Linked DNA regions of Homo sapiens: all the other regions are linked to region 4. The links are chromatin contacts, found by Hi-C in ENCODE. All regions are on one chromosome and are shown on one strand. Each heading gives the region's core, a stretch centred on a gene start or an enhancer-like site at or near the end of the contact. The rest is flanking DNA. Distances are from core to core; before and after follow the strand shown.

Region 1 (6,810 bases), core at 1,033-3,532, 3.4 Mb before region 4:
AAAGGGTTTGCTATCTGACACTGAAAACGGTCAGGAGTGGGCTTATTCTGAACTGTAGTATTTTCATCCCTGGCTCTGTACTGAGAGTCAAATGCCAGTCTTCGCAATGCCATCTGAGAACAAAAATTCACTTGTTCCAGGAAGTCGCTATAGATATTGTGTTATATTAAAATATGTTCTGCTTTCACCATTCTGTTAATTTAACAGATTTATGAGGAATTTTCACTCATGCTAATGGAAAAAGTATATATTTAAAAAAAAACACAGTTCAACAAGTAATTAGACACAAGTCAGCTAACTGAATTACCCACAATAACATGACACAGAATCAGTGGAGAAATCCCTTACAGATGGTTTCACTGTTCAACAGCTACAGAAGAAATTACAAACCAGCCTACTTCTAATTTTTCACTTGGGCTTTGAAGCTAAACAATAATCCTCACTTCAATTCTGGCCTTAAAAGTGATCAAGAAACTATTAATGCTTGCTCATCTCTGTGGTACAAAAATGTTACATGTTTTTATTCTTATTAGGTATGTTATTGGACAAATGGAGGCAGTATAGCATAATGGCTAAGAAAGCAAGCTCTGAATCAGATTTCCTGGGTCCACAGCTAGCTGTATGAAAATGGGCAAATTATTTAATGTGTTCGTGTATCAATTTCCTCATCTTTGAGATAAGGGGAAAATACTATCAACTCCAGATTGTGGTTGTAAGGATTTTGTAAAATAAATGTGAGGCATACCTGGCATACAATAGGCATGAGGTGTATGCTATCATTATTATTTGTAACTATTACAACATTTTCTAAGAGAAAAAGAACCATTCTAGGAAAACAGAAGACTTGGATACTAGACCTTAGAGAAAGACAATTAAGAAGGCATACTCTTGGGCTCGGGTTCTTCACCTGTGAAATAACGGGGCCTTACTAGATGATTTCTCAAATTTCGAAAAAGTGTAATTAATGGAATAAATGAGTTGTTACTGCTTGTGACCACGGACCACAGCTACAACGATGGGAACGCTACAGTAAAAACATGAACAAAACAGAAGAAAAAAGGAGGACACAAAGGCTTGAGATCAGGTTCCTAAAACAGGGTGTAGGTCTAAAACTGTCATCTGAAAAAGATGATGAGTTTAAAAAAAAAAAAAAAGAAAGAAGGAAAAACTAGTATCGGAAGCAAAGCCCGAGGAAGAAAATTCTAGATTCTGTTTTTTAAAACGTGCGCCCAATTGTGAAACTAGACGCCAGGGAAGGGGGAAGGGATGGGTTGGCGCTCGAAGGGGCAATTCAGTTTGGGAACGGGAGCGCAAAAATTGCGGGAGACCTCGTCTGTCCCCTTTCCTGTTGGATCCCCAACTCTACTAAAGCAGGCAGCGAGTACAAGGTGCTGAATTTACACCTGATGAATTAATAAATGAACATACGTGTAAGGGGAAAAAGAGATAGCCAAGTCTGTAATATCCCTCGACAGGGAGGACGTAGCCCGAGGGATGATGGCTTGGGAAAAGAGGAAAGAGAACTGGGGGGCATCGGAAAAGCCCAGGGTCTGGGGGAGGCGGGAGAGCATCCAGGGCGGGTGGGAGGACCGGGACAGCACACGGGCCGCCCGGGGGGTCACCTGCGACGTCCGGCGGCGGCAAGCCAGGGTGGTAGTGCTGCCACAGCCCCTGCAGGAAGGCGGCGCTGCTATCCATGCAGCGGTGCTTGGAACTGGTGATGAGCCGCAGGCGGCCGTAGTTCTCACGGCTGAAAAGGGCCGGGAAGAGCGAGGCCAGACGCAGCGCCAGCTGTCGCATATCCTGCCGTCCCTTCTCTACTAGCTGCCCGTCCATCCAGTCCGCGTACCACAAAGGCCAGTCGGCCAGCGCTGCACCCAGGTCGCGGCTGCCGGTACTACTAGCCCCGCCATCCCTGGACCCGCGGGCCTGCAGCAACCCGTGCAGCTGCCTCAGCTTGCGGATCTGTTTGACCGTGGGGTAGCGGGTGCCGTGGCGAATGAGGGCGACCAGCTGCACCGGGGTGCAGGTCCCCTCCAGCAGCTCAGGGTCCCGCCACGGAGCCTCGGGGCCCGACAATAGCACGGGGTTGACATCCTCGTAGCGAGTCTTGGTGCCGAAATAGGGGCTGAGCGACGAGGCCACCGGGTCCCTCGGCTCTAGAAGAGAGCAGCGCGCAAGCGACGAGAGCAGCGCCGCAGCCAGGGCCGCGGCAGGCGCTACGGAGGTCCGGAGGAGGCAGCCGGGCGCGCGTAGCATCGTCGGGACGGTCAGTGGAGTGCGCCGAGCCAGCTGCAGATGCCCAGCTTCCGGCTCCGGAGGGCAGGGGGCGGGTCTGGAGGGCGCTTCCGGCCGGCGGCCCTCGGGATGCGCTTCGCTGTTCTCTAGGAGGTACCAACCTCTGGCGGTGGGTCTTGCGTCCCGGCGGAAAGCTCCGAGGAGTCCTGTAGACTTGTGGCTCGGGTGGAGCCGGCGGAAAACCCCGAGAAGCTTGAGACAGCCGTGGCTGAGGTGGAGCCGGCGTCGCTGCCCTGGAGCGTGGGCGAGTTTCCTCTTAGCCGGAGCTTCAGGGATTGACTCAAAGACTCCTCCGCTTTTTTAGTTGTTTTGGGTGTGAATACAGCCCGGACTAAACCTTAGTCGCCTAGACTAAACCTTAGCCTCCCAGGCTGCCAAAACAGCACAGCTTTTACAGATGACTCTTACATCACCATCCCTACTCTGTGATACTGTGTTTTTCAAAGTTTAGTGCCTGAACCATCAGCATGAAATCTGCCTGAGACGGTTGTTGAAAATTCACATCGCTGGGCCTTGCGGCAGGATGCCTCTTGAAGCCCAAGGTTTTTGTTTCGTTTTTTTCCATTTGAGTTTGAAAATAAACAGGATACAGTAAAGCAGAGAACTTGGAAAGGGGCTTACATTCTGCAGGAATTTAAGTCCTGAATCTTTGGTATAATCTTGACCTGGACTACCAGAGCTAACGCCGACATCAGTGAGACAGCACCCTAAAAGTTCTGTGCTTGTTGTTCCCGAAGGCTTAGCGAGTAGAGACATAGCAATCTAGAGAATTTGGGTGCATTGAGTCATGGCCCAACAGATTTACTCTATTATTAAGTATGAGCTAATCTGCTTTGCGAAGCAAACATGCTCTGTATTTACCACCACTCCAGATCCATACGTTCCTCCCATGTACTTACTTACATACTCAAATCAAAAGCTGGGTTTTTTAATAGGTTATTGCTCAGAATCTTTGACCCCAAAAATCATAAGTCTGAACAATACCTTGTTTTTTCCCACTTGAACTCCAGTTTATTTGCCAGCTGGGGAAATAATAAGTATTACAGAAGTCGTACGGTGATCCAGATTTAAGGAAATTGGGACCACGTTTTCATTAAGTTAGCTTTTGCTTCAAAGACACTATTACATTGCTCTTTATAAGCCCATCACCATCTTTACTCCTTTTCTCTTTAAGTGTCTCCTTGGTTTAGAGAGGTGTTCCTCTAAGTTTAGGCGTGCCTCTAAATGTTAACCAAGAAGAAACGGGGCCAGCCTATGAATGCTGAAAATTTGGAGACGTTCTGTGCAGGAAACCATCTTTAGGGCAACAGATGTTCTTTTCGATATGCTATTTTGTAGCATGTCAATGCCTGAATATTCATGGTCAGTGATATTTTTGTAGAACTTTGCTCAAATTAGCATTTAGTAAATATCCGCTCCTTCTTAAAATAGACATTCTAACCCGTATGCTCTATAGGCTGAGTCGCCTGATAATATTTCTAAGTGCATTCAGCGAGCATTTGTTCCAGGTTCATCTCACTGTATTTTGCCTAATACATATGCTTACTAATAACTTCTCACACCCAATCTTTTGAGTCCTAGGGGTTACCAAGTGTTCCCAAAGTCATTATTCACTTCTTCCTTATGAAGCAATCTTTAGAGACTCCACTTACAAAATGTATGGCACAGTACACATTTTTATACATGAAATTTGCCCCTAGTTTGATTTTATTTTCCTTATCTAATTCCTCATCAATTAATTTTATCCTGTTTTATACACTTAGGTATATCAGCTCCTAATTATTTTGATGTTATGCCAAGATAACAATGATAAAGTAAAAGTAAGCAATGCCTCCATGTTTTTGGCTAGGAAAAAGCCAAATATAAAGAAGACGAAGAGTGCTTAAGCTTTGGACCCAGACTCTAATTAGCTCTGCTGCTTATTAATTGAGTGACCCAAGTTCTCTGGGCCTTAGTTTTTTTTTTTTATCTGAAAATTGGTAATATTAGAACCTATATCATGGGATTATCATGACAGAGATGATGTATTTAAAATCCATATGATAGGCCGCTATAAATGATATTTTTATCATTACTAATGTTCAGTGTGATTATTCCTGTGCTAAGATGCCTAGCTTTCTAGCAATTACATGGATTACACTTACTCCCACTGAACATTAAAGTGAATGACTTTCACAGGCAACACATGCATCAAAGATCATTTCATAACTTTTCTAATAATAAAAATCCACTCATTTCACTTAAAATGGATATCTTGTTCTTAGAGCACTAAGCAGCCTTTGAAAAAATTTAAAAAGGTCACAGGCCGTGCTCCTCATTTCATGCCAGACCATGTCTGAATTATCTGGGCACTCTGTAAATTGGATGCCCTTTGACATAGGTGCCCACTTGGTCCAATCATGTAGTACAGAGAAGTTTGCATAGTGCGAAACATGGCTATTCCTTTGCAGAGATCATGGGAACATCACCTCCCCTCATAAGAAATTGTGGGTATGGGAGCAATATATTTGGCAAATCTAACACAATACAAGAGGCAGAAAGGAAAATTAATGGTTCAAGGTCCTTGCAGAGATGGGAGAGGACAGAACCAAAAACACAGGTAGAGAATTTGATTTGGGCCAGAAGGAGATGAGACCTTATCTTCTAAGAGAATGTTAGAAGGATGGGTGAACATGGGGATAAATTTGTAGATCTGGCAGGAGAGAGTTCATAGAATTCAAGTCTGATGGCCTCAGTTTCCACAGTAACATAGGAGACAAGTTTGAAAGATGGGGGAATAGGAATTAAGTCTTGAAATGTGAAAATGGTTTGGATTTGCAACTGAGAGAAATGGGAAAGTAATGGGAAAGGATTGACAACTAAGAGGAATGGGAGAAACAAGTAGAAGTTTGTATGGTCAGCTCTGGAGATCCAACTGAGAATGAATTGCTAGTGGTTCTGCAATTTTATTTAGAAGCAAACATTATCTGTTGTATTTTTTCAGAGTGGAAAAGAAAAAAAGTTTAACTTGATGGTCCTACATTAATGGGTCTTGAGTAGAACTTCATTTCTAATCAATCCACTATACGAAAGGATAAGCTCAATTATTTTTGCCAGATTATCCATAGGATTTCAAAAATAGTCATTCAGCTTTTAAGATTGCATGGTGTCAGCCAGGCACAGTGGCTCATGCCTGTAATCTCAGCACTTCGGGAAGCTGAGGTGCGTGGATCACCTGAGGTCAGGAGTTCGAGACCAGCCTGGCCAACATGTTGAAACCCCATCTCTACTAAAAGTACAAAAAAATTAGCTGGGTGTGGTGGTGGACGCCTGTAATACCAGCTACTTGGGAGGCTGAGGCAGGAGAATTGCTTGAACTTGGGAGGTGGAGGTTGCAGTAAGCTGAGATCACGCCATTGCACTCCAGCCTGGGCAACAAGAGTAAAACTCCATCTCAAAAAGAAAAAAAAAGATTACATGGTGTCATATATAGTATTTTAAGTTAACAGCCATCTACTTTACTTTTAAAGAGGTTACTAAGATAGTTTTCTGGGGATGAAACAATAAAGGAAAGGAAACAGCTAAATTCTGTAGGGAAACAGCAAGGCTCTCTATGTAAGCATATACAATACTAAGAACATGGTCTCAGAAGTTAGACTTTCTGGTTTTCAGATTCCAGCTTCATCTCTTATTACCTGTGAAATATTTAAAAAATTAAATTATTTTGCCACCATTCTTTTTCATTGTAAAGTGGGGATAATAATACCTAGCCATGAGACTGTTGAGAGGATTAAACGAAACAGCTTATATAAAGACTTTATATAGTTTCTGCCCCCAAATAAATATCAGTTGCTTTTATTAAGCAGAATTAAAGGGTTTCTTATTATCACGTCTCTCTTAAATAAACTGACAAATAGTTTTTCATAGATATTTATTATCTCATAACTACATTAAGCAACGAACTTTGTGCCTATGCCAGGAAAGTTTGAGCTTTCTTATCTTTCTGCCCTGCTGTTGCATCATTCCTCTTTTAACAGTTGCCAGATGTTGATTTAGTGTTTATTGGCTTTTTGTTGCAGTGGAAGCCAACAGAAGAGGGGTCCATGTGTACAGATAGGCCTGGAGTGATCCATGTTCCAACAGCAGTCCCTTTAACCTCACTTGAATGTGGAGGCTGCACAGGTCACAAGTCTGAAGACTACAAGCTACCTTTGCTTAAAAGGAACCACACCACCGCTGATAGCTAACTGCTAGATTGTTCTCCAGCATATCAGAGCTACATTGAATTGCTTGAGTTGTGCTTCAATTAATGTAGAGATCTTCACTGAATCGCACATAACCATTGAAGTAACCTGCTGTTTACAGTCTCTATCATGCTCTGCCAAGAGAGTTATTTTACAGTGACAAAACTTCTCTTCTGGTGCCCTGACACATCCTAGGACTTTGATGTTGGTAATTCTTTCCCCTCAGCAAATGTTGGTTCTAAATCCACAGAACTACTTGAGAAACTAGATGCAAAATTGTAGTAGGTTT
Region 2 (7,339 bases), core at 4,629-7,128, 3.6 Mb after region 4:
AGCCACTGCGCTCCGGCCTGGGCAACAGAGTCTCTGTCTGGCTTTGGCTGGATAAATGATCCCAAGCTCCTACATTTCGAACAGGAAGGCTGACTTCCATTCTTTGGAATTTGTGCTTCCTGGGTAGGCCTGTCCTCAACATGTGTGCTTGAATAAACTCTCTCTAAACTAGGTTCTGGCCTTTTCACTTATTTTAGATCGACAGATTCAAAGGAATTGTAGTAGCCAGCTCCACACTCAGGGCCACACCCAGTTAGGCGGCTGCAGTCCCAGGGGAAGCCACACGGTGGTGCTGTGAGGCACAGATTGAACCTGCTTCTGGGTCACTGGGGCAAAGGGACATCGTACCCCAGCTCTTGCCCTTTAGGGGTTCACAGGCCACTTGGAAGGTGCCCAAACCTGAAGGTGGGCCTTATCCAGTCCCTAAGACCATGGCAGGAAAGCCTGTAGACCTAGGTTCTCCTGCCTCCTCCTGCTGGAAGCAAAGGGAGGTTCCACTGAAGGAAGAAGGCCTAGGCTCAAGACACTAGAGGAAGCTTTATTCCTGGCTCTTTCTGGCCAGGCCTGCTCCACCTTACTGCTTCCCTCCCCTCCCCTCTTCCCTCCCTGGCCTTTTTCAGCCCTCACTGCCTCCCCAGCACCCCTGCCACAGGGCAACAAGCAGCAGCACAGCCCCACCCTGCCCATATCCAGTCTCATCCCCTTCCTGGAGCCGCAACTGCACCATGTCCTTCCCGACAGTAGGAGCCAGGTCTCCACTCCTCCCCTCTCCTCCTGAGGCTGGGCAAGGAGGCCCAGAGGTGCTTAAAGGCCCACCCCTGCCCCACAGGGCACCCTGGGGGCATGTCACCCAGCCCCGCTCCCTGCTGCCTGCTCTTTCTCATCCTGGAGGATAAGGGCTTCCACAATAAGCATGCCTGTATTCAGGGACCTGCCCGCTTGCTCCCAGAGGCACAGACAGGGTCAGGAAGCTGGATTGCCCAAGCCTGCTCTGGGCACAGCTGCATACAAGAGCTGAGCTCTCCACATCCACAGGGCTCAAAACCCAACCAGCCCAGCCCATACCTCCAGCAGCCAATACTATCATGTGGGCAGAGTACGCAAGAGCTGTGTCTGTAAAGATTGACAATTATACACCTTGACACTGCACAAGAAATGCTTGTTGTCAGGGAACAGATTGGAGGAGGGAAAATGAAGTCCAACGAATCTGGTTTTGGCTGCCTGAAGCTCAGTGTCCTGCGACAGTTACACCTACCTTTTCGCTCCATGCCCACAGCCCGACTCCAAGGAAGACAACTCCAGCCAACTAAGCGGGGCAGAGGAAAGAGAGAAGGAAGTTAGGTTGGAAACCAGCACTGTGAACATGCTTCACAGAGCAAAGTCCACACTGCCAGGTAGGGCATGCTCCTAGCTCACATCCCACATGGCCCCTCAGGCCCCGCAGATGACAGATAACCTGAACCTACCTTCCTGAATATCTGGACAAACTCCTTCAACCTCAGATGACCCTATGCCCCAGGGAAGGAAGAGGAAAAGATCTCAGAGCGGACTCCACCCTGGAGAGACTATGGGTCACAGACATCAGGCTGTGCTGCTTCTTCCCCTTTCTGCAACCCTGAACTCATTTCAGTGCACTATCTGGTGTATACGAAGACATCACCCCTTGGGAGGGCTGACCCAGGTCCCCTCAGAGGTTCCCAACACAGGATGAGACTGCATAGGACCAGGCACCACCACAGGGTGAGGACAGGGGGAAACAGCCCAGCATCTCTGCCACACACCCCAGCTCTCCAGCCCTGGAGATAGACTCCAGGCACAGATAAGCAGCTATCCAGTGGCCCAGGCCATTCACTGGCCAGGGCTGAGCCTCCTCCCTACTGTTAACTACAATGAGCAGGGGGCGCATCTATGCTCAGGAAAGGCTGGGCTTTTAGCTAGAGAATGAAAATAGGCTTGCTCTAAGCAATGAGCTCGCCCCAGAGGAGCACCACCCCCAACCCCAACTTCCCACCTGCAGGAACCCATACCCCATGTGCACCACAACAGAAAGGCGCCCACCCAAATACATCACACAGGTTCCTGAACCAGGGAGGGCTTTTCCATATACAACAAAACACAACGTGGGCTCTGTTAATAAAGCTGCCTCCTGTTTTTCTGTGACTACTTTACACCACACTGGCATTTCACTGCCATTTATCACCATCTCACGATAAATAACAGGACCACGCTTCTCTATGACTACCGGTGATCTCAAGCCTTGAGCCACTTCTACCTATTTTACTCAGTAACTAGCCCCAGGGGCTAGAATGGAAAGAAAGGGCTCAAGGAAAGCCCCAGGAAGTCTCATCCAACCTGAAAGTGATCTGTGATCCAACCTCTTCTGGATCACAGATCACTTTCAGAAAATGCACACATGCCCAGTATTTTGCATGAAATTTTAGAGGGGTCACAGCTTCCCACTGCTGGCTCCCACAATGGTCTGTGAACACTAAGTAAAGAACCCCCACCAAGAACCAATCCCTCCATTTTACAAAAGCAGAGCACTGGGGCCCAGGGAGGGCCAAGACCAAAATGTCAGGCAGTGGGGAGAAGGGCTGAATCACAAGTCTCAGTTCATTCATTCACTCCTCACTCATTCATTCAACAAATATTCACGGAGTACATCCCGAGTGCCAGATACCGTCTCAAGTACTGGATACAGCACCAAGCCAAGGGGGTAGAGCCCTTTCTACCATATCACACCACACCCTTTTCCCGCTTCTCAGTCCTCCCCCTGAACTGACTAGCTGGGAAGGGTTTTCCTGATAGAATGCATGACCGCTTCCTTTCCCTCCCCAGGTGTCTTACACTGGCATGCTGAGCAACCTGAAGGTGACTGGTCACCACCTGCCGAATCCTGCAGGCTCCATCCCCACCCATCTTATTCAAGGCCCCCAGGGACCTGCCTCCCTCTTGCCAAAGCTGGAGGCCAAGACTTTTCCTCATGGTATCTGACCTCATTGGTCACAGCTGGTCATTCTCTCCTCCTCCAACCATTCCACTGACACACCCTGCTTCGGGGACCCCAAGCATATGCCCCTGACTGCCTTCCTCCCTGCTCTTCCTCCTCCTCCTCCTTCAGACCCCTCTAGATGCTGGTGGGCCTCACTCACAGTCCTAGCTCCTTCACCCTGCCCTGAGCCCTCTCGATGATCTCATAATTCACAAGGCTTAAATACCATCTAAACATTGCTGAGTGACACACTCAGATGTCCAGTCCTGGCCATGCCCCCGGTCAAATACCCTAATGTCTACTTTACTTGTCCTCCTAAGACAGCTAACGATATTTTACTCTTACTGTGCCCCACTACGCAGCCTTGGTCCCCCAACCCCAACCGAGCTCCCCCCAACTCTTCTCCGTCTCATTCAGTGGCACCACCGTCCACCCAGCAAGTGTAAGAGAGAAAACCCAGACCCCAGGCTTGGTGCCTTCTTTCTCTTTTGCCCTACACTCAACCCAGAGGACCCTCTGCTGGTTCTGCCTCCAAATACACAGTGCATTCGACCAGCTTTCCTCCAGTGTCTCTGCTCCCACCTGCCCCGGCTCCACCCACTCGAGTCTGGATCCCACGGGGCTCCTCACTGGTCCAAGCAACAAGACTGACCCTTCAAAAATACAGAGCTGGGAACTCCCCTCCTCGAAACTCTGCAGTGACTTCCCACGCAGACCTAGAAGAAAATGCACGGTCTCTCCCATGGCCCCCAAGGGCCTCTGCAGCCAGGCTTCACACACATCTCCCACGGCATCTCCTTCCCACCTCCCTGCTCCAACGCCACTCCCTGGGCCACCCTGACATTCTTGTTTCTTGAAGTCATCAAAATCACCCCTGCCTCAGAGCCTGGACACTGTTCCCTCAGCCGGCAATGCTCTTCCTCCATATCCATTCCTGGCTCCTCCCTCACTGCGTTCAAGGCCTCCTTTTACCACCCTGAGTGGAACTGCTCCCCATCCTCCATGTGTGACCTCCTCTGTTGATTTTCTTCGCGGCACTGATCCCAGACCACAGGGGCTGTCTCTCTATTGTGTCTCCCCAGCTAAGCCCTTCTGAGGCCAGAGATGTTACCTGTTTTGTTCAGAGTTGCAGCCCAACAACGAGGAGGGCTTGGCCCTCAGTAGGCACAGAGCAGGCATGAGTGACTCCCCAGGATTCAAGACCAGGACAGTGCTTGCCTGGGTCCTTCTAGCTACCCCCAGGCACACTTCTGGGTGTGATTCAATCCAAAGGCATTCAGAGCAAATGTGGGCCAAGAAAAGCTCAGCCTGGCCCAGGTGCATGGGTCAAGCTCTATACAGGGGCATTTGCCTATGGTCAGAGCAGAACAAGCCCAGAGGCCGATGCCCCATCCAGCATTCCCAACAGACATTCCAGCCCCTGCCTAACAGCTTTCCATGACAGTCCGCTCATCCTGTGGGGCCACATGGGACAGGTGAGAAAAGTCTACCTTAAGGACACTCAACAAAACCACTGCTGGAGCTCCCCTCTCTCCTCCACACTGCACTTCACAGCTCACCCCTTCTCTCACCTTGACTACTAAGTCTGACTTCTAAGGGTATTGTTTCCCACATTAATACCAGCCTCAGGCTGAGAACAGTGGCTCACAGCAATTTGGGAGGCTGAGGCAGGAGGATTGCTTGAGCCCAGGCGTTCAAGACCAGCCTGGGCAACATAGCAAGACCCCCATCTCTTAAAAAAAAAAAAAAAAAAAAGGTTTTCTAAAAAAATTAGCTGTAAAAAAAAAAATGCCTGTATTCCCAGCTACCAGGGAGGCCGAGGTGGGAGGACTGCTTGAACTTGGGAGGTCAAGGGTGAGATTGCACCACTGCACTCCAGCCTGGGTGGTAACAGAGTAAGACCAGGTCTCCCAAAAAAAAAGAAAAAAAAAAAAAACAGCGTCAGTTCCATCTATATTAATAGGTTTCTGTGAATTCACGCTGAGGTGCTGTTTTAGTTGTTTTGTTCTCCTAGGTGACTAAATAGTGACTAAATAGATACAATAGGAAGAGGTGACTGGTTTCACAAAAGGAATTTTGGTCTGCACAAGTTCTCAAAAAAGACCCTCGACCTCAAGAGCAGTTCATATCCCCACCCTCAGGGGCACAGTGCCCATGCAAAGGTAGGCCTGCTCCTGCTCACCTCTGTTCCAATCGCCCCTTCCCCACATGCAGGGCCGCTGTAGGGCCGCTTACCGCTCTGCATATGGCCCACAGACCACACCCTCCCTCGCTTGCTGTTCTTCTCAAGGCCCCCAGGGAAAGCCCTGGCTGACTCTGTGTTTACTGGGGAAGCCAGCTCCCCACCACTGCGTGCAGTTCTCTTTCTCTCAGCTCTAAGAATAAGGACTTGGCCAGGCGTGGTAGCTCATGCCTGAAATCTCGGCACTTTGGGAGGCCGAGTGCTGGGAGGCCCAGCACTTTGGGAGGCGGATCACCTGAGGTCAAGAGTTTGAGACCGGCCTCACCAACATGGAGAAACCCCATCTCTACTAAAAATAAAAAATTAGCCGAGCGTGGTGGCACATGCCTATAATCCCAGCTACTCAGGAGGCTGAGGCAAGAGAATCACTTGAACCTGGGAGGTGGAGGTTGCGGTGAGCCAAGATCACGCCATTGCACTCCAGCCTGGGCAGCAAGAGCAAAACTTCGTCTCAAAAAAAAAAAAAAAAAAAAAAAAAAAAAAAAGAATAAGGCCTTGTGTTGTTTTCATTCTGTTTTAAAGGAAGAACTAAAGTTAACTCACACCGGAAAGACAGGAACTTGGGGATCACATGTCAGATCATGGGTTCAATGAACAGTGGCCCAGGGCAGGAACTCTGAGTACCAACAAACCTGGTTTCAGAGACCAGGAGATTGAGGGAGGACTAGACAGGGGAAGTGATCTGCCTGAGAGCTCACATAACGGTCCCATGAATGAACTGGGTCATTGGCCCGCTTCACCCCACGGAACCCTTCCCTGGAACTCTGCAGCAGATGGTCCATGGGGCCAGGCCAGGTAAGCCCTGGCTGCTGTGAGCCCTGGCTGCCAATCTTCTGGGAGTGAGGGTTCAGCTGAGTGCCCTCCAGCCTCAAGTGACCTTCTTTGTCTCCCTCCCATGACCTAATTGAATTACCTACTGAAGAACGGGGCCCAGCTCCGGCCCAGCTTGAGGAGAGGCCAGCCTCCTCTGCTGGACCAGCGAGCACCTAAACTGCTATGGTCACTGTGAATAGCTGCCCTTTCCTGGGAGCTGTGCGCTGCATTAAATACTTAATGGACCTAAGGCTATCCCTCCATATCCCATAACTCTGGCTCAATTACCCTCATTTTTCACATGGGAAAGCTCAAATGTAGAGCAATTTGGTCCTTTGCCCAAGGTCACACGGCTAGCTGGTGGCAGACTTAAGAACCAAACCTGGATGCCTCTGACCCTGGCAACACAGTATCTTACCACCCACAGAGCAGCTGCCTTCCACACACGGGCACTCACACAAGAGCCCGGGGATGTAGGAATTCCACAGGGGGGCTTTGGGGTTGTGCAGCTCTACAGCCAAATGACCCACACTGTCAGGCAGTGAGACCACGCTGTGTCCCAACCAGGGCAGGTGGACAAGGCAGCAGGGCCTCTTTGTGGGTCACTGTGAAGATTAAATATTGACCTTTCACCTTAGGCAAATGACCTTGCGAAAGGCAGGAGGTCCTCTTGGGGCACTCTGGGCTGGTCCAGCCAGAGTCCAGACACAAGAAATCCACTTACCACACGAGCAAGCTTGTGGTACTTTACCCAAGCACAATCAAGTCACAAAAGGAAGTGACACCCGGCCAGGCCCTGCTGAACTGGAGGAGAAAGATGCAGCTCCAAGCAGGTCAAAGGCAGCCTCTCACCCATGATTTAATGGCCTTGGCTCCTTGCAAGATTTCATTTAAGCGTGTATAAAAGTACTTGGCAACTCCTGCAGGCCCCAGAGGCCTTTCCTCAGCAAGATCAAGGCGAATCACCAGCAGCAGGCGATGCTCTCAGGCTCTGCCCTGCTGGCCTCCGGGTCTTGCACAATCCACACGCTGACTCAGCCTGACATTCACAGAGCCTCTTCCCCTGAACAAAGCCGGCCCTGGGTCCAGTCTCTGCTTTGTAGCTACCTAGTGACAGGGCCTCATGCGAGTCCAAGACCTTCTCTGAGCCTATGTTCTCTACAAAACAGGGATTATCTTTCCTAGGTCACAGGAAGGTTGTAAAGATTGAAGGAAGATCCTACGTGACATGCTTACTCCAGGCACAGAGCCAGTCTCAAGGTGGCCATGCCCTCCCGCACGGCAGACAGAGC
Region 3 (6,719 bases), core at 2,239-4,738, 3.6 Mb after region 4:
GGCATGGAGAAGAGCCAGATCACCAAGGGAGCTGTGTGCTCAGCCCTGAAACAGGACTTTGTTCTGGATTGAAAACTTCAAAGGGTGAAGGCACATAAGCCTTGCAAACTGTAAAGTGCATGCAGCATCCACAGAAACTACAATCCCTGGCAGGATTGAGTCCTGTGCCAAGCCAAGCCTCAGCAGCCTGCCAGTTTCTGGCCCAGGGGTCCTGGATGATTTCCTTCACCCACAGGTGTACCAGTCCATAGGATTGACTGGCACATGACTTTGCATACAAAACACCTGAAATGTAGGCTAGGCCCTTGCTTCTCATCTGCAGTTGCTACGACCATTTGGGGATGGTCATTCATTGTGTGGGACGTTCCCTGATGCCCTCTCTCCGGATGCCCAGTGGGGCTCCAGAGACAACCCACAGCATCCTCCTGCCGGAGGATCTGGAGGGAGAGGCACAGTCCACAGAAGGGGCCCTAGCCAAGAACTGGTGTGCCACGCATGCCAAGGAGAAAGGAACTGCATATCTACACCACACTCTGGCCCAGAACCAATGGCAAGGGTCACAAATATGCCGTCGTTCACCCTACCATTGCCAACCACGTCGGAGCACAATCTGAAGTCTCAATGGTGTCTTCCCAGAACTCGGGCCTTCCACAACAAGACAAAGCAAGTCCCAACTCCCCGACTCCAATAAGGGCCGCTGGACAGCCTCTGCAGCAGCCTCGAAGCCCTAAGGTCCTGGCCAAAAGGCAAAAGCACAGGCTCATGGGACCTGATGCCCACAAGACAAGGGTTTCAAGCCCCCAGCCCTCATCACCCCAGTGCCCATCTTGAAGAAGGGCACAGCCTGGCCCTGCTAATTTTTCTACCTCCTGGGGGACTGGTGGCCTACCTCTCTGTGACTCCCAGCCACGTACCTCGCTTGGTCTTTGGAGGCCTGAGACCCTCGTCCTGGGCCAGGGCCTCCCAAGTCTCCCGCTCCTTCCAGCGCCTCAGCTGCTCCTCCCGCATTTTGTAGAAGAGGATGTGCTTCTGCACATCGCTGAGCTCGGCAAGGAGCTCGGGGTCGATGTACATGTCGTGCAGGATCTGCTGCAGCATGATGCCACCTGGGATGCACGCACCAGAAGGGCAGCCAGCAGGGGAAGCAGGGCCAGGCAGAACGCCCGAGGGGCTGCTCTGCACTACGGACTGCTCAATCCGGGGCCACTCTCGGTGCCCCTTCTCTGTGCAGCATTGTCAGTTGGCCTCAGCTTGCAGCCAGCGACGAACTCATCTCCTCTACCCAGGACAGCAAAAGAGGCCAGGCAACAGGACCCAAAGGGGCAGGTGGGACTCTGCAAGGGGGAGCAACCACCAGGAGCAATCTAGTCCTTCTCCTGGGTCACCAAGCACGGCATCCCAGGAGAGCCCATGTCTTGGCATCACCTGGGGTTCTGAGACAATGGGAAGGGCCCAAGCCTCCAGCTCAGCCAGGAAATGCCCAGTCCCAGCCCTGCCTGGGCTGGTAGGTGTCGAGTGATCTGTTAGTGGAAGGTAACAATGACACCAGCTATATCAATGACACTGCCCCGGCCAGCTGGGAACTGATCTCTCCTCTGCAGATAAGAGGAGGAGAAGGAGGCAGACTTGCCTACTAAATTCCATGTCTTTTCAGCCAATTTCAAACACAGACCAGAGGAGCCTGCCAGAAGCTGCTGGGCCCCTCAGCCCTCTCAGCCCCTCTCTCTGCGGGTTCCTTCGCTGCCAACTTTCTTCCTTTCCAGAACATTTGGCATTCTGAGATGATGCGTTTAAAACTCTGCCTTGGGGGAGGAAAGATTTTTCCTCCTATCTGTGTTACAGCCAAGAAAGAAAACAAAATGGAATCAGTAGAGACAACTGGAGGGGATTTTATCTTGGAATTCCAGGACAGAAAGGAAGCAGACATCCTTTCCCTTTGGCCTATATATAATGAGATCCTGCAGCCATGCGTGGCTGACAGATAAACCCTCCAGGGGCCAGTTTTAATGGTCGTTGTTAATCTTGTTTGTTGCAGATGCCTGGAGTTGACCAAAAAGAAAGAAGATGAAACTGGCTCTTCTCTGTGCCCTGATCAGAAGCACACTGGAATGGCGGGATGTTGCCTTCTGCTGGGAGGGAAGCCACCCTCTCTTTGGTGTGTGAAGGTGGGTAGAAGCTGCCGTTGCTGAGATCTTTAGGGTGAAAGCTCACCCTAAATATGTGCTCAGAGCAAATCACAGATGCCTTCTTATTGGGACAAGGATATTGAAGCTCAGAGAAAGTAAGTGGCTTGCCTATGGCTTCCTAATGGACAAGTCACTGTATTGGGACTCCCCCGTTTTGAAATTTGACATCCACTAGCAACTATGAATCTGTTGATGGTTTGAAAACATAACCCAACCAAGGGAAAACAAACGAACCAACAGGATTTGGCACTGTGGCTTGGTTGGATTGGTGACCTTCCTGTCCCCTTCCTTGCCCATGAGGGTGGAAGGTGGATCAGGTACCCAAGAGTGATGGAAGAGGGGTGGAGAGTTGGCATTCTTCCCCCTCTGCAAGGTTAACACAACAGGAAGATGGACTAAGCAGATTCAGATGAGCTGTAAGCCCATAGGGTCAAAGCTCCTGCTCAGCTAGGCAATGTCCAGGTCACAGGAGTGGAGTCAGACGCCCCACCCCTCCCCACCCAGGTCCAGCTAGCTGGTCCCAGTGTGCCCAGACCTTCCTAGAGCCGCCACAGGACTCGCCTGTCCGCTGCAGAGCTGTGGCCCTGGACTCCCATCCACCCACCTCAGGGCTTGCACCGACTCCCCCACCGGGAGTCCTGGCTCCCCTCAGTTTCTGAGACCGGGGGTCTTCCCTAGCCTCTGCCCAGCTATTCTCTTTCTCCCCCTCGCCGTGGCTGGTGGGAGACCCCCGAGTCCAAAGAGGAGACAAGGGGAGGAAGGCCCCCAGGGTCTGGGCTCCTGCGGGCAGCTTCTTTTTGTCTTTCCCGGGCCGCCAGATACCTACGACCACAAGAGGGCACGGGGCAGGGACAACGCTGTAGGGAGCAGCAGGAATGGGCCGGCTGGAGGCGGGCGAGAACGGTGATGGTGCCACCCTGGAGGACCGTCGGGAGAGTGAGGCAGCCGGACTAGAATGACCCCCGCTAGCGCCCATTTTGTGCGATAGAGGGGATCTCGCTGGGGGCGGGGTGATCCCTGGCACTCCCAGGTCAGCGGGGCAGGAGGCCAAGAGACACCGAATCGCGGGGACGTGAGCGTCACCCAGCCGCGGATGGCAGCCCGGGAGCGGGTGAAGTCCGGTTTCCGGGAAGACGTGCTTCGGGGCCCGCCTATCAATTCTCCTGGGCCTGGCGGGGTGGAGGGCGGGGGACTCGGCCAGGCCTGGGGCGCTCCCTGGCGGCCGCACGGGGAGGCACTCGGCTTCGCAACCTGGGTGTGCCTGGCCTGGGTGTGCGGGAGGACCCCAGAGGACCCCAGAGGACCCCAGGAGCAGGGGTCGCGCCGAAGAGCAGAGTCCGCGGCTGGAAACCAGGCAGGGGAGCCACGGAGTAGTCACACAGGTTTTCTGCCGCCTTTCAACTGGTCTTATTTTGCTTTCATTTTTCACCAGCCCATGTGGGGTGTTTAATGTTGCACGCGAACGCAGTTTCTTCCGGGCCCGGAAGGCCCACGCACGCAACAATGTTGTGCAAGTGACTGGAAACCACCTGAGTGTCCCTCCATGGGGGTGGGTTGCCCAGCATGGACCTCTACTCCTGTCACAATGAAGTCGACTGTTTCGTCGAGGGAAGTGGCCACCGTTGATAAAATGAAAAGACGCCATGCAGAATACTGTGCACAGGGTAATCCATTTTTTTTCTTTTTTATTGATCATTCTTGGGTGTTTCTCGCAGAGGGGGATTTGGCAGGGTCACAGGACAATAGTGGAGGGAAGGTCAGCAGATAAGTGAACAAAGGTCTCTGGTTTTCCTAGGCAGAGGACCCTGCAGCCTTCCGCAGTGTTTGTGTCCCTGGGTACTTGAGATTAGGGAGTGGTGATGACTCTTAATGAGCATGCTGCCTTCAAGCATCTGTTTAACAAAGCACATCTTGCACCACCCTTAATCCATTCAACCCTGAGTGGACATAGCACATGTTTCAGAGAGCACAGGGTTGGGGGTAAGGTCACAGATCAACAGGATCCCAAGGCAGAAGAATTTTTCTTAGTACAGAACAAAATGAAAAGTCTCCCATGTCTACCTCTTTCTACACAGACATGGCAACCATCCGATTTCTCAATCTTTTCCCCACCTTTCCCCCCTTTCTATTCCACAAAACCGCCATTGTCATCATGGCCCGTTCTCAATGAGCTGTTGAGTACACCTCCCAGACGGGGTGGTGGCCGGGCAGAGGGGCTCCTCACTTCCCAGTAGGGGCGGCCGGGCAGAGGCGCCCCTCACCTCCCGGACGGGGCGGCTGGCCGGGCAGGGGGCTGACCCCCCCGCCTCCCTCCCGGACAGGGCGGCTGGCTGGGCGGGGGGCTGACCTCCCCGCCTCCCTCCCGGATGGGGCGGCTGGCCGGGTGGGGGGCTGACCCCCCCACCTCCCTCCCGGATGGGGCGGCTGGCCGGGTGGGGGGCTGACCCCCCCACCTCCCTCCTGGACGGGGCGGCTGGCCGGGCAGAGGGGCTCCTCACGTCCCAGTAGGGGCGGCCAGGCAGAGGCGCCCCTCACCTCCCGGACGGGGCAGCTGGCCAGGCGGGGGGCTGACCCCCCCGCCTCCCTCCTGGACGGGGCGGCTGGCCGGGCGGGGGGCTGACCTCCCCGCCTCCCTCCCGGACGGGGCGGCTGGCCGGGCAGAGGGGCTCCTCTCTTCCCAGTAGGGGCGGCCGGGCAGAGGCGCCCCTCACCTCCCGGATGTGGCGGCTGGCCGGGCCCGGGGCTGACCCCCCCACATCCTTCCTGGACGGGGCGGCTGGCCGGGCAGAGGGGCTCCTCACTTCCCAGTAGGGGCGGCCGGGCAGAGGCGCCCCTCACCTCCCGGACGGGGTGGCTGGCCGGGCGGGGGGCTGACCCCCCCACCTCCCTCCCGGACGGGCAGCTGGCCGGGCAGAGGGATGACCCCCCCCACCTCCCTCCTGGATGGGGCGGCTGGCCGGGCGGGGGGCTAACCCCCCCACCTCCCTTCTGGACAGGGCGGCTGGCCGGGCGGGGGGCTGACCCCCACCTCCCTCCCAGACGGGGTGGCTGCCAGGCGGAGACGCTCCTCACTTCCCAGACGGAGTGGCTGCCGGGCGGAGGGGCTCCTCACTTCTCAGAGGGTGTGGCTGCTGGGCGGAGGGGCTCCTCACTTCTCAGACGGGGCGGTTGCCAGGCAGAGGGTCTCCTCACTTCTCAGACGGGGCAGCCGGGCAGAGACGCTCCTCACATCCCAGACGGGGCGGCAGGGCAGAGGCGCTCCCCACATCGCAGAAGATGGGCGGCCTGGCAGAGACGCTCCTCACTTCCTAGATGGGATGGCGGCCGGGCAGAGACGCTCCTCACTTTCCAGACTGGGCAGCCAGGCAGAGAGGCTCCTCACATCCCAGACGATGGGCGGCCAGGCAGAGACGCTCCTCACTTCCCAGACGGGGTGGCGGCCGGGCAGAGGCTGCAATCTCGGCACTTTGCGGGGCCAAGGCAGGCAGCTGGGAAGTGGAGGTTGTAGCGAGCCGAGATCACGCCACTGCACTCCAGCCTGGGCACCATTGAGCACTGAGTGAACACGACTCCGTCTGCCATCCCGGCACCTCGGGAGGCTGAGGCTGGCGGATCACTCGCGGTTAGGAGCTGGAGACCAGCCCGGCCAACACAGCGAAACCCCGTCTCCACCAAAAAAATACGAAAACCAGTCAGGCGTGGCGGCGCGCGCCTGCAATCGCAGGCACTCGGCAGGCTGAGGCAGGAGAATCAGGCAGGGAGGTTGCAGTGAGCCGAGATGGCAGCAGTACAGTCCAGCTTTGGCTCGGCATCAGGGGGAGACCGTGGAAAGAGAGGGAGAGGGAGACCGTGGGGAGAGGGAGAGGGAGAGGGAGAGGAGGGAGAGGGAGAGGAGGGAGAGGGAGAGGAGGGAGAGGGAGAGGAGGGAGAGGGAGAGGAGGGAGAGGGAGAGGAGGGAGAGGGAGAGGAGGAGCCTTTCCCAGGGTAATCCATTTTTAAAATTCTGTATGTCCGATTACTTTTGTGGAGACAAAGGGAAAAGTACAGAAGATCACACGCCTAATTGTTTAGCATTGCTTCTTAGCTTTTTCTTGGAATGCGGAGAAAAATGACACTTTAGACAATTCTGTGTTGTTTTATACAATGAGTAGGATATACTTACATAATTCATATGACTCAACTATAATGCATTTCAAAGGTTTTCAAATGTGATATAAAAGAACAGACTTCTGGAGCCTCAGCATCTATGGAGCAGGGACCCCCCCAGAGAGGGACCTGCAGGCAAACCAGACCTTCCTATGCCAGGAAGGCTAGGAAGTGGCAATGGAGAAACCATCCATGTTCCCTGGGGTTCCTAAGCTGGAAGCGGGCTTTGAGGCATCTCTTAGAAGCAGCTCTGGCACTGGTGTGGAGAGGGCACTGGGAGAGCAGGAGGCAGGGGAAACAGCCAGTGGACTCTGGCCAAAGTCCAGGAGAAGGTGACAGGAACTGAGCCAGCCTTGCCAGTGGGAGCCAAGCAGGGCAGAAATGGGG
Region 4 (7,573 bases), core at 2,378-4,877:
TGGACAGCTAGGCTTTTATTAACATCTATGTGTTGGTGATTTATTCTTAATCTGAAACATACACAAATATTATATGCTTGAATGAGGATTCTACACACTTAAAATGAACTTTCTCAACAGAGTATACCTTTTGGACCATGGCATATTAATAATCCTTTTCTTTAAAAAAAAGGAAAGTAAAATTTCCACTGGAAGAAATATGATTGATAACCACTGAATCCAGTGCAAAGTACCAATCTTTTCTGGGTCGTCAGATCTCAGAATAATAATGTGGTCTTCCCAGAAAATGCACAAATACACATATATTTTTAGGAAGTTGTTCATGGACCTCTTAAAACATATCCATAGATTCTAGGTTAAAAACTAAAGATAGCCACCTACTTTTAAATATTTTTTCCATCGATGGTTCCAATGCTGCCTCTTTGAGTTCTTGGCCAGTTCTCCCACGCCGGATCCCAATTCTTGTTTTGGTGGCATATTCCTGACACACATGCAAACAAAGACACGTACCACCCACATGAAAACAGAACGTTAATAAAATAAAATGCAAGATCCCTTTACACTAGAAAACTCTAGTTAAAGAAACTTGGTACTTTCTATATACCTAACTTCACTATGGAAATTTATTAGCCAACTTAAAAAACTAAATGTAAAAATAAATAAATAAATGTAGACCTTCCCTGTGCTCCACCTTTGGAAGTTAGTAATTCATTATATTATTCTTAGTTTCAATTTCAGAAAAATTGTTTCTTTCACAAACTATAGATTTACATACCTAGAATTGTTATATTTTAAATCCTAACCAAATACCAGGGTGAGAATCTGTTAGCATTTTTAAGATATGCATTCTACAAGCATTATTAGCTATATTTTGTCATCTGGGATATGGACTCAAGAACAGCATCTTTCCTTAACATGAAGCCAAGAAGAGGGAAGACTACTACTTCCATTGTGGCTCTTTTTCAACAGTGGAACAGTTAATTTAAAAGAGAAAATGTCTCCTAGCTTCTTTATATTGTCCTCATTACCTCACACTTCAAACCTTATAATCTGAATGCCAGAAGATAAATCTATTATAAAAATGGGTTTCTTTCTAACCTGACAGATATTATCAACCTCTAAATAAGAGATAATATATTTAGTAATTTATTAATAAGCTATTGGCCAACTGGTAATATCCCTGGGTTCTTAAACTTCTGACTATGTGCTCCAGGATCTCCGTTACACTATGTAACTCTCAATCCCTCACAATGTACTCTAAATTTTCTAAATGAGAAACTCCAGAAGCTGTAAGCGAAGACAGAGTTACAGAAACTCATTTTCTATTTCATATGGGATAAGGAGGGACCAGAATGATACAAACTAATGGGGAGAAAGAGCTGATTGGGGATATTATCAGGGCTAACTGACGTATAACACACTAAAGGCAGAGCAGCCATACTCTGCCAAAAAGAAAGGGCACAAATGGAAAAAGAAGCAATATAAAAACATTCAGATTATCTTTACCCTGCTAGGTGTTAACAGCCATTGATTCTTCGTGATGGAATTCTTCACAACAGGGGAGGCCTTGGTGAAAGCTGGGTGGAAAACCCTAGAAGGTAGTGTCCGGAGACACACCAGCCTTGCAGCCAACATGGTGGTGGTGCACCAGGTCTACCGAGCAGATCTGAAATGCTAGTTTAAAAAAAAGGCAAAACCAACCAAAAAAACATAAGTAAAACAACCTACTAACCAATTAAGAGAAGGACATATGAGAGTCAGAGTCAAGGAACAAACTATTTTTTAGTAGAACAGGAAATAAAGCGACCTTTTTAATTTTCAGCGATGAATTCTTTGCCCAACCATCCACTGTAATGCAAGAAACCCATCCCAGAGAACACAGCTGAAGATGGAGGAACAAACTAGGTTTAAGTCCCAGTTTGACCAATCAAAATAGATGACTGCAAAAATTATGTGTAACACAGAACGGCTGTTAATAACTGGACGTGATTACAGAGTCTGTGATGGTTTTTACAAATGTAGTTTTGGCTTAAGATTTATACCAGCATCCAGTGGGAAAATTTAAAAGAATCTACATAACTTTTGGGCAAAGGAATAGTGTCATCCAAAGAAGACATGAATAGCTCTTCAAGGTTATACTGCATTACAAAGCTAAAAGGTATTAAAAGAAGCCAACTATATGAATTTCAGCTAATCATACCAAATATTACTTTCCTTCAACATGAGATATAAAAATATTCTAAGTTAACCTATTCTATATGTCCTACTATAATGCGTAAAGGACATTTAGTCTTTCAAAGTAAACAAGTAAACTCAGTTACCAACCAGGTTTCCCTTACATTAGACTCCCTCGATGGTGTCTTCAAAAGAAAAGCATGCTAAAAACTGGATTATCTTAGCTCCAGGGCACATTATACTAGATGGGTGGTCAACCAGAAGTCAGCAGACAGTGTTTCTGTAATGCTAAGGTGAGGTGACTACAATAGGTCAGAATGAAATGACGAGTGTAAACCAACTGGGGCTACCAGCCCATCTCTGCCAATGATTTGTAGTGAATTCTAGGCAAGTGATATACTTCTGGGCCCATTTCCCCATCTGTAACATAAGGATTCCGTGTTCAGACTACAGCGTTGACCCTTAGACTACCTGCTTGAAAGTGCCCCGGATGCATCTTAAAATGTAGGCTCCTGGGTCTTTCTTTGCTCCTAATGATTCTACCCCTAGGAATAAGACCAAGAACGTGTGTTTTAACGAACACTCCAAAAGCTAAGAACTATTGCTTTAAGATACCCGAGCGTCCTCCGAGCTCTGCAACTGAACTATTAAGGGTCTTAAAATTCGGCACCCGGCCTTTGGGAAAACACCCAGCGCTTTTGGAACTTTCGTGCCATTACATCATCTCAACCTATGGCTGTCCTGTATCTTCCTCAGTACTCAGTCCACTGGTTGGGGCCGAAGAGGTCCAGCTCAGAGTGACCTCCATGTGGCGTAACAGCCCAGAGTGGGAATCCCGCTTCTGACAGGTTAGAAGTGACCTTGTGAGGAGTGTGGATCTCTAAGACTCAGATGTCGTTGCTATAAAATGGGGAAAATACTACCGACCCTAATCCAAGGGCTTATGCCTCCGTGAGCATTGATGAGTTTGGGTGCCTGGTCCCCGAGAAAGTTCACCCAGCCCGCTAGATTCAGATGAGAACCCGGCAGCAAACTTCCCTGTCAACCCACAACACCTCTGCCCCTGCCCCAGGTGCCGCTACCAGCGCAGCGGCTGTACGGCCTCGCCGCAAGGATGACTCAGCACCTTGTTGCCCGAGGACAGAAGCACAGCTACACTGAGCCCTTGCCCGCCTGACCAGGGCCTTGTGCCGCCGCCCTCTCCACCAGGTCACCCACAGGACTGCGACCCCAACGCGCAGGCCGGCCCTGACGCAGCCAGCAGCACCGCTGCTTCCAGCCCTTCCCCCCGCACCCAGCGGTCCCGTGAGGGCGGCTGTCAGGACCACCGGGGATCCCGGGCGCCCGCCGGCCAGCCGGAGCAGTACCTCGGTCCCCGGTCACCTTCGCCTCGCAGTTTCCCTTCCGGGCCCCTAGCGTCGGCCTCAAAGAGCACAGTTCCTCCGGCGCACTGCATGACGCAACATCGAAAGGACGTAAATAGTACGAGCAGCCAATCACGGGCAGGCCTCTGTCGGAAAAGCGGCCACACTGGGGGAGGCGGGGTTCCGGGTTGAGGAGGCGGGGTTCCAAATTGGTGGGGCGGGGCCAGTTGAGGATTGTTGCAGGGAACGTCATAGTCAGCGTCCATTTTGCGTGTGGGCATGGGAGTCGTCTCGGCCATCTTTGTTTTGGGCAGTGGAGCTCTGTTTTGCTTTTGTTTTAGTCGTTTCACTCGCCGCAGCTATAAGAATTATGTAAAAATTGAAAGAAAGTAATGTTAGAGTTAAAAATTATTCCGTTTATTCCGTTCCTTTTTGAAGGCCTTTTTGTCCCTTAATTTATCGTGAGATAAATATCTTTTCAAATGTGTCTGCTTCTGAGCCGAGTCATCCGGTTTCTGGGGTCTCATGCCAAATGTTAGATGGTGACATCCAGAAAAGATTTTTTCTAGATGGTTTTTTCATTGCTTTGTGACTTTCCCGCCCACATTTTCAAGTTTCACCCTAAACCTGTGTAATAGGCCTGATAACAGCCGCCTCTGCCTTGCACCCAGGATTGCTCTGAGGACTAAGATGTTTCCATTGCGCGTAATTTGATAGGTGAAGAGCTAGTTGTGGAATACGCGAGAGAGTTACTTTCTTTTTCACTCTCCCTCTATTTCAACAGATATTTACTGAATGCTCAACTTCGTACCAAGCTCTGTTCTAGAAATATATACAAATGAATCAGCCGGGCGTGGTGGCTCAAGCCTGTAATCCCAGTACTTTGGGAGGCCGCGGCGGGTGGATCACTTGAGGTTAGGAGTTCGAGACCAGCCTGGCCAACGTGGGGAAACCCTGTCTCTACTAAAAATACAAAAATTTGCCAGGCGTGATTGGTGCCTGTAATCTAAGCTACTTGGGAAGCTAAGGCAGGAGAATCACTTGAACCCAGGAGGCGGAGGTTCCAGTGAGCCCAGATCCCGCAACTGCACTCCAGCCTGGGCGATAGAGGGAGACTCAGTCTCAAAAAAAAAAGAAACCAAAAAAACAAAAACAAAAAAACAGCAAATGAATTAAACCCGTGTGTGCTACCACTATTTTAACAAAATAAAGTCCTTGCTCTGTGGCTTTACTTTCTGGTAGAGACAGAACATAGAAAAAATATAATGTGATAACTTAATACCATGAAGAAAGAGCAGATTAAAACCCTGAAAGGGTGATAAGGTGATTAACAACATGCAAAATTCATGAACCTTTATCTCCTAAGCAGTAGTTAATTGTGATTTATGATTCCTAATCATGTAAACCTTGACAAATATAAAGACTTGCCTTCTATGTGGATAATAAAAGAGTCTGGCAGCAACACAATTCTTATCTCTTTACGCTGAAAATGGCAGGAAAACACTAGAGAAATCTCACGAAACTGAACAGATCAAGCATGATCAGTTTAATTTTTATTTTGATCTATGCCCAATTTTATTAGCTAGCAAATAGGTTTTCTGTTTGGCTCCTTCAGTGATAGTCTTTTTTTCTAGAGCTTCTGTTATCAGCAAAGAGAAAGGATTTACAACACAGTACCAGAATAAAGATCTTGAAGTCAATGACTCAAGCTTTCTTCAAGATTCCTATTAAAGCTTATTCTCTCCATATTGGAAGAAAAATGTCTGATTTCATATTTTCCTTTCTCAAGTAAAGGGCTTGTATTGTTGTTTCCACAGGGGTCAAATATTTTGAAGCAGGGGAGGAATCTGGTCATATCATTGGGAAATATATGCTCTTGTGGCAGTGTAGGAAGGGAGAGGTTCCATGGACCAGGAGACCAATTAGGAATTTATTGTAGTTGTTCAACCAAAAGGCAATAAAGGCTGGAATTAAGCCAGTAGAAAGACACAGAGGGGTTTATGACAGAGATATATTGCTGAAGTGGAGTTTGCAGGATTGAATGGTCGGTCAAATATAGCTGATAAGAATGAGGAAGGCTCCCTGAGTAATCCTTCTGAACTGGGTGGATAATTTTATCATTAATTTAGCAATAGGATACAGGGAGAGATACAAGTGAGGGGAAGTAGATACATAAAACTTAGTTTGAAGTGTTTAATTGTTAAGTTCTCTGCTTCTAAGTTCTTAGAGTGTAGGATAGAGAAAAGGACAAGCCGGGAATGGTGGCACATGCATGTAGTCCCAGTTACTGGGGAGGTAGCCCAGGAGCTTAAGGCCGGCCTGGGCAACATAGGGTGATGCTGTCTTTAAAAATAAATAAGTAGGCTGTGTGTGGTGGCTCACGCCTGTAATCCCAGCACTTTGGGAGGCCGAGGCGGGTAGATCACAAGGTCAGGAGATTGAGACCATCCTGGCTAACATGGTGAAACCCCGTCTCTACTAAAAATACCAAAAAAAAAAAAAAAAAAAAAAAAAATTAGCAGAGCATGGCGGTGGGCACCTGTAGTCCCAGCTGCTCGGGAGGCTGAGGCAGGAGAATGGCATGAACCCAGGAGGTGGAGCTTGCAGTGAGCCGAGATCGTGCCACTGCATTCCAGCCTGGGCAACAGAGCGAGACTCCACTTCAAAAAAATAAAAAATAAAAAATAAAAGAATAAATAAGTAAATAAAAAGGAAAAGACATGATTCGTAAATTCCAATACTATATATATGTCACGGTTTTTATTACAGTCTGCTGATGAATTCCTTATTCTCCACTTGCTGGCTAAGTGAGATATGCTGCATTATAGTGGAGAAAACTCAGAGCCAGGACAAAAGATAAAATATTTTATTTACTTTCAGTTAAAATAAATGCTCTCACCTTGCCCTACTATGCTTTCCCATCAGAAGATGTGGTATGAATGAAACAGAGTTGGAAAGGGAGTTTGCTGGGGCTTTAACCTCTGCCCTCCCTGATGGAGTCTCCCAACAAAGGGAAGGTGCTTCTTCCTGAAAGGTTGCAGATGTTTCTGAATGTAGGGACCAATTGGCACCTGCTTCTCATGTGGTTGCTAAGTGGCAGACAACAGAGCAGGTAGGAAAGTTACAAGATCTTCCCCATCTTGGCCTTGTTTTCCCTTGGAATCCCTAAGGTCTAGATAAACACAAGAATGTGATTGTGAGCACGCACCTGCTTGTTTGCACCCTTCGAGATGCTGCTCAGTAGTGAGGCGACACTAGAAGTATGTGTGGGTGAGATGCCCAGATGGGCACCAACAGACCATTTAGTGTATGACAAGGCAGAGCCATTTGACTCTGCTTGGGTGAGAGATCAAACTGTGCCAACTTCAAAAGTTATATCCTGCCAGCCACAGAAAGACAATGAAGCCATGGGGACTACTCCCTTTAGATTTTGCTGAACGGCAGCTGCATGACAATGCAATGACTAAGAGGTAGAGTGGAAGGACAGAGAAGCTACACTTTTTCCCCTCCTGTTTAATGTAAATGTTTCTAATCCAGTTGTGGCCCAGGAGAGGAGAAAGGACTTTGAACTCCAATGTGACTGATGGTAATAAATCCTGAAACTGACAGACAAATTGTCAGACTGTTCTGAGCTTGCAAAATGGAATAAATAGGCTGTCTGCTCTAAACTGACTGGGGCCTTGAAAATGACATCGATGGCAGTTTAAAGAAAAATGTAGCTCAATTTTGCATTCACCTAACTGACAATATATACCCCTCACATATGTGCAACTAAATGCTGTAAGTGGGCCAAAGGACAAGGTCATTAGTGGGGTAGTATCTGTGGAGGGACAGATATTGGCAGAAAATTGAGACTAGTGTCATGCTTTCTGGTCAGTCTTCCAAGAGGAAACCAACACTCAGAAATTGTAGTAGCTTTTCTTAAGAAAAAGGTATTAGGTTGTTCTTGCACTGCTATAAAGAAATACCCGAGGCTGGGTATTTTATAAGAAAAGAGGTTTAATTGGCCCATGATTCTGCAGGCTATACAGGAA

Evidence for each region. A loop is a pair of places that touch in the nucleus more often than their neighbours do. Pooled maps may share reads with other maps.
Region 1: a loop to region 4 is called in a map of naive thymus-derived CD4-positive, alpha-beta T cell, with 15 times the contacts of the local background. The contact joins the promoter of MINPP1 here to the promoter of GHITM in region 4. A Hi-C loop is called at or near these places in 2 of 168 maps with a recorded cell type or tissue (chondrocyte and naive thymus-derived CD4-positive, alpha-beta T cell) and 5 of 50 pooled maps.
Region 2: a loop to region 4 is called in a pooled map, with 4 times the contacts of the local background. The contact joins the enhancer-like site here to the promoter of GHITM in region 4. A Hi-C loop is called at or near these places in 3 of 50 pooled maps.
Region 3: a pooled map shows a loop between it and region 4 (7-fold over the local background). The contact joins the promoter of TSPAN14-AS1 here to the promoter of GHITM in region 4. A Hi-C loop is called at or near these places in 6 of 50 pooled maps.

Annotation. Positions count from the first base shown.
Region 1 is chr10:87,500,365-87,507,174 of GRCh38, reverse strand. It overlaps MINPP1 (multiple inositol-polyphosphate phosphatase 1), which reads right to left and starts at 2,282. Exons shown (of 5, transcript NM_004897.5): 1 at 1,623-2,282. The coding sequence starts at 2,259. MIR4678 (microRNA 4678) reads right to left here and starts at 3,294; the gene lies at 3,221-3,294. LOC112268064 (a long non-coding RNA gene) reads left to right here and starts at 2,341. Exons shown (of 2, transcript XR_002957094.2): 1 at 2,341-2,840; 2 at 6,357-6,810. RefSeq lists enhancers at 2,003-2,062, 2,223-2,312 and a cis regulatory region at 6,173-6,557.
Region 2 is chr10:80,498,695-80,506,033 of GRCh38, reverse strand. It overlaps TSPAN14 (tetraspanin 14), which reads right to left. Exons shown (of 9, transcript NM_030927.4): 3 at 1,256-1,306. Among named protein-coding and RNA genes, the nearest start is that of TSPAN14-AS1, 34 kb to the left of the region's middle. RefSeq lists a silencer at 5,907-6,201. Within about 2 kb of position 5,878, at least 24 of the 41 ENCODE cell types and tissues checked have a DNase peak (open chromatin) inside an H3K27ac peak, as active enhancers do.
Region 3 is chr10:80,532,711-80,539,429 of GRCh38, reverse strand. It overlaps TSPAN14-AS1 (TSPAN14 antisense RNA 1), which reads left to right and starts at 3,488. Exons shown (of 2, transcript NR_120661.1): 1 at 3,488-3,850. It overlaps SH2D4B (SH2 domain containing 4B), which reads right to left and starts at 1,528. Exons shown (of 8, transcript NM_001388272.1): 1 at 915-1,528. The coding sequence starts at 1,098. LOC124902471 (a long non-coding RNA gene) reads right to left here. Exons shown (of 2, transcript XR_007062218.1): 2 at 6,250-6,719. RefSeq lists enhancers at 3,131-3,230, 3,681-3,820 and a silencer at 3,301-3,490.
Region 4 is chr10:84,135,563-84,143,135 of GRCh38, reverse strand. It overlaps GHITM (growth hormone inducible transmembrane protein), which reads right to left and starts at 3,627. Exons shown (of 9, transcript NM_014394.3): 1 at 3,543-3,627; 2 at 1,507-1,674; 3 at 382-481. The coding sequence starts at 1,635. RefSeq lists a silencer at 3,347-3,546 and enhancers at 3,120-3,689, 3,690-4,259.